Linked DNA regions of Homo sapiens: region 2 is linked to region 1. Evidence: read pairs that join two places in POLR2A ChIA-PET (ENCODE). Cell type or tissue: GM12878. All regions are shown on one strand. Region 1 has its middle 21 kb from the start of MIR4452. Region 2 overlaps AFF1 (ALF transcription elongation factor 1).

Region 1 (2,500 bases):
TAGCTTAATAATCAATCTTCTGAACTTTTTATCTGGCAATTCAGAGATTTCTTCTTGGTTTGAAGCCATAGCTGGAGAGCTAATGCGATCTTTTGGGGGTGTGATAGAATCTCGTTTTGTCATATGAACAGTTACTTTTTGGCTCCTTCTTATTTGGATAGACTTTTTCAGTGGAAGATTCTGGAACTCAAGGGCTGCTGTTCAGATTCTTTCATCCCACATGGTGATCCCTTGATGTGGTGCTCTCCCCCTTCCCCTAGGGATGGGGTTTCCTGACAGCCAGACTGCAGTGATTGTTATTGCCCTTCGGGGTCTAGTCACCCAATGGGGCTACTGGATTCCTGGCTCATGCTGGAAAATGTCTGCAAAGAGTCATGTGATGTGATCCATCTTCAGCTCTCCCAGCCATACATACCAGCACCCGGTCTGGTGGAGGTGGCAAGGGAATGAAGTGGACTCTGTGAAAGTCCTTTGTTGTAATTTTGTTTAGTGTACTTGTTTTCTCAAATGCTGGTTATGCTAGCAGTGAAGCTTTCATGTGGACAGGCTCAGGACCTCTGGTTAGCCAGGTTGTTGCAGGCAGTGGAATTAGCTGTTGTTTTCTCCTTCTTTGGAGCAGGGTTGTTCTGACTTGCTGTAATGTATTGAGTTGGTTGGCCTCCAGCCAGGAGATGGTGCTTTCAAGACAGCATCTAGTAGAAGGGGGATATAATCTTACCCTATGTTGGCCAGAATGAGTACTTGGGTTTCTCAGGCAATGGGTAGGGCCATAGAGCATAGAGCTCCCAAGAGTTTTTGTCTTTTGTCTTCAGCTACCAGGGCAGGTAGAGAAAAGCCATCAGGTCAGGGCAGGGTTAGGTGGGTCTGAGCTCAGATTCTTTCTGGGTGAGGCTTGTTGTGGCCACTGTCGGGGATGGGGGTGGTTCTCAGGCCAATGGGGTTATGTTCCCAGGGGGATTATGGCTGCCTCTGCTGCATCATACAGGCCACCAGGGAGGTAGGGGAAAGCTAGCAGTGACAGACATCACCCAGCTCCTATGCAGCCACTAAGGCCAGTCTCACTCCCACTATGCCCCCCAACCACACTGAGTTTATATATAGGCAGCTGGTGGGCAGGGCTGAGATCTTGCCCCAGGCTACAATCCTCCCCACTGAGAAAGCACACAGGGCTCTCAGGCTTTGCTGCTTCCTGCCTGCCCACGCCATCAGCTGTGGCTTGTATACTTGTATCGGCACTTCCCATTCACCATCCCCCTACCACCACCAATTGTGGTCAGGAAAATTTGTGCTCAGTTGAAATTATTACAAAGTTCAGCTGGGAGCTTCCTTCACCCTGTGGTCCCTCCCCAGTTCTGCTGGCTGCCTTCCCTTCCCCAAGGACCTCTGTGAGATTAGGCCAGGAATGGCTTCCCTGGGTTGAGCTGGGGACTGGGAGTGCCTACAGGGCTCTTCACACTGCTTCTTCTACTTTTATATTTCACCTGGGTCCCTAAATCCATTTCAGCTCTAGGTAAGGTTAACTCCTTTTCCCATGATCTAGATTTTCAGGTTCCCCAGTGGGGTGTGTGTTCAGAGTCTGACTTATCCCTCTATCACACTTTGGAAACTCAGTTTTTTGGCTGTCTTGTGGCATTTTTCTCATTATGTGTTTTGATGGCAATTAAAGAGTCACTCCTTGAAAGTAGGTGTCAAGAATGATGGGTTTGTACTTCCCAGAAAGCCCAGACATGTAAAACATAATACTGTTTGCCTATTAGGCTCTAGTATAAGCTTGTTAAATGAATGATGAAACGAGGTTGGAGCTAGAATATGAACTACCTTAATTTTCATGTTCAAGAGTTGGTAGTTTATTTGGCAGGGCAGATAAATTAAATGAGATGATACGTTTAACACAGTTCCTATTGATACATTTTAGCTTTTATGATTAATAGTGCATTTCAATTCTATCCCGCTTCATAACCAGAAGATGGAGCTCCAAACATTTAAACTTAAAAAAAAAAATTCTCCTGTTTTGTTGTATTCTTGGTAGAGGCTGTGCTCTTATTTCGTTGGTTCTGGTTCTTTTTGTTCCCCACCTAAATCCTTCCATTCTAATTTTGTTCTCAGGTTATCAAAATCCATTTGCTGACTACAGATAGGAGGAGTGATCTGTGTGAGAAGCTACACATAGATCCTCTTTTTCTACCTCTGGGGACTTATTTGATTCATGCACCTGTTCATACATATTTTTATCCAACTCTCCCCACTTTGTTCCTCCCTCTTCACATGGAAAAGCCATTGTGACTTACAGTTGTTACAGCAACTGTAAACAGGTGCTGACATTCTATGCATCCTCATGGGAGGAAAAATGCCAGCACTACCACACACAGAATTTGTTGCTATATGCAGGAAAAAGCATGTGACAGGGCTAGAAATACATTTTTTTGGACTGTTCTCCAGTTTGTGTCCTTTTGCAACATAAGTTCCTTAGACATCTAAAGACTCATGGGAAATAATTAAT
Region 2 (2,500 bases), 500 kb after region 1:
ATTCTTTATGTGTGTTTGATAAGTGATTTAGTCAACACATAGGGGAAAAAGGGGTTGGGATTACTTTAGACTGTTATGATTTTTGAGATTGTCATTTTGAAGAGGAACAGATAAATCTTTCACATCTTTATGCTTAGAAATGCCATGCTAGGGCGGGCGCAGTGGCACGCGCCTGTAATCTCAGCACTTTGGGAGGCCGAGGCCAGCGGATCACCTGAGGTCAGGAGTTTGAGACCAGCCTAGCTGACATGGTGAAACTCCATCTCTACTAAAAATACAAAAAAATTAGCCAGGCGTGGTGGCGGGTGCCTGTAATCCCAGCTACTTGGGAGACTGAGGTGGGAGAATGTCTTGAACCTGGGAGGCAGAGGTTTCGGTGAGCCGAGATCGTGCCACTGCACTCTGGCCTGGGCGTGACACAGCGAGACTCCATCTCAAAAAAAAAAAAAAAAAAAAAAATGCCATGCTAAAAACACTTTTAAAAGTCAAAAATAGCCCAGTTAACATTGACTAAAGCAAGGTGTTATTTTATACATTGTGCTAGGAGCCAAGGTAGTTAACAGAGATATTAACACACTGACACTTAGGTTTAGTAGATGTTCCAGTCTGTTCATGATGCTGGTGATGGAAAGTATTACTGAACACCATACTTAAAAGCTTTACCCATTCATATTTATTTGTAAGACTGTGGTAGCTGAAGAAAAACTAGTATAGCCCACAAAATCCAAATAAATCAAGGACCCCTCTACGATGTTTTCTTCCCGTGCTTACAGATATATATATATATATATATATATATATATATATATATATCTATCTATATCTATCTGTGTGTATATATATCTGTGTGTGTATATATATGTGCGTGTATATATGTGTGTGTATATATATGTGTGTGTATATATATGTGTGTGTATGTATATCTGTGTGTATATATATATCTGTGTGTATATATGTATATATATCTGTGTGTGTGTATATATATATAATATCATGTGTGTGTATATATATACATATCACGTGTGTGTATATATATGCACACACACACACGAATGTTAGCAAAGAACCCAAGCATTGCCTCAATAAGTAACGTTAGAATCATACATCCAAGCCAAAATCTTTATTTATTTTATTTTTAATTTATTTATTTAATATAGATGGAGTCTCTGTTGCCCAGACTGGAGTGTAGTGGTGTGATCATAGCTTACCGCAGCATTAGACTCCTGGACTCAAGTGATCCTCTTGCCTCACCCTCCCGAGTAGCTGGGACTACAGGCAGGCACACACCACCATGCCCAGCTAATTTTTAATTTTTTTTTGTAGAGATGGGGTCTTTCTTTGTTGTTCAGGCTGGTCTTGAACTCAGGTGATCCTACCACTTTGGGTTCTCAAAGTGCTGGGATTAAAGGTGTAAGCCACTGTGCCCAGCAGACTGAAATCATTTTATAACTGTGCTTTTCAATGTTATCTTAAAATTAGCTGGGGAAGAATTCTGTTTAGTTTTTGTTTTTTGGTGTCAGTCTCATTTAAAAATTGACAAGGAAATGAATGGATTTGTGGTAACTGCCTTTTAACTTTGTAAATTTTAACCTAATGTATGTTTAAATTATCAGAAATAGAAAATTCAGATACTTCTATACTTACTGACTTATTATAAAAACTGTGCCTAAACTGAAGGACAGAACCACTTAAATTATTCATTTATTTGAGAAGAAATTTTCTATTTTAATTCAACAATGACTTTTTTCACTATATTTTCATGGTTGAACTGGCTAGAGTGGGTAGTTATTTCAATAGGTGTTGGAAATTAAAAAAAGTGTAGATAGTTTCCAGTTTACTGATTTTCTTCCAAAAATGTGTTTGGGACATAGAAAATGTTTTGCAGAAGCAGCAAGGAAAATCATGTGATGAAGGTTAGGCCCTAGGCTAGAGCCAGAATGTTTCTTAACTTGTGCCAAAATGTCCAACATTTGGAATAATAATGGCAAACGGTGCAATCACTGAAATAAAGCATGAAAACCATGCTTAAACAAGAGGGTTCGTTCTATACTTGTGTTAGCTTTTAGCTTTAGGGGGTTTTGTGGATGGAGAAAGAGGAGTGGTGTAAGGGATCTTTAAGATTACTTGGAGGAGACTGGAAAAAATGGATTCTTTGGGGCAGGGGCATTTCCACTGGTAAACCTGGGCACTTTTAAGGACAGAGGATTATGTATAATTTTGATCTATGGTAATAGCAGTCTTTTATTAAGCAATTATTTATTGAGCATTCTGTTATGTTCTGATCTCTGAACCAGGAACTTTGCAAAATGGTATCATTTAATCTGCAAGGCAGAGCTTATCACTGCCATTATACAGATAAACTGAGGCTCATGGCAAGTGACGGCTGATACACAGCTTCAGATCTACTCCAGACTTACATGTAAATGTCTCCTTGCCCTTCATACATATATCCATGTGGCCAGTGACCCATGATTTACTGGTGGAGCAAAGGAAGGCATAG

What was found. ChIA-PET counts read pairs that join two places held together with the same protein. Peaks named below come from ENCODE experiments on the same cell type or tissue, not always from the same donor. Only the 100,000 strongest peaks of a DNase experiment are listed, where the experiment ranks them.
Region 2: POLR2A ChIA-PET joins it to region 1 with 6 read pairs; 2 of 35 experiments call an interaction of 5 or more read pairs at or near these places.

Annotation. Positions count from the first base shown.
Region 1 is chr4:86,520,577-86,523,076 of GRCh38, forward strand. It overlaps a transcript of MAPK10 not described here. Among named protein-coding and RNA genes, the nearest start is that of MIR4452, 21 kb to the right of the region's middle. In GM12878, no CTCF peak of the experiment used is centred here; a DNase peak (open chromatin) is centred at 1,059.
Region 2 is chr4:87,021,771-87,024,270 of GRCh38, forward strand. All of the region lies in intron 2 of AFF1 (ALF transcription elongation factor 1), which reads left to right. Among named protein-coding and RNA genes, the nearest start is that of AFF1, 88 kb to the left of the region's middle. In GM12878, no CTCF peak of the experiment used is centred here; no DNase peak of the experiment used is centred here.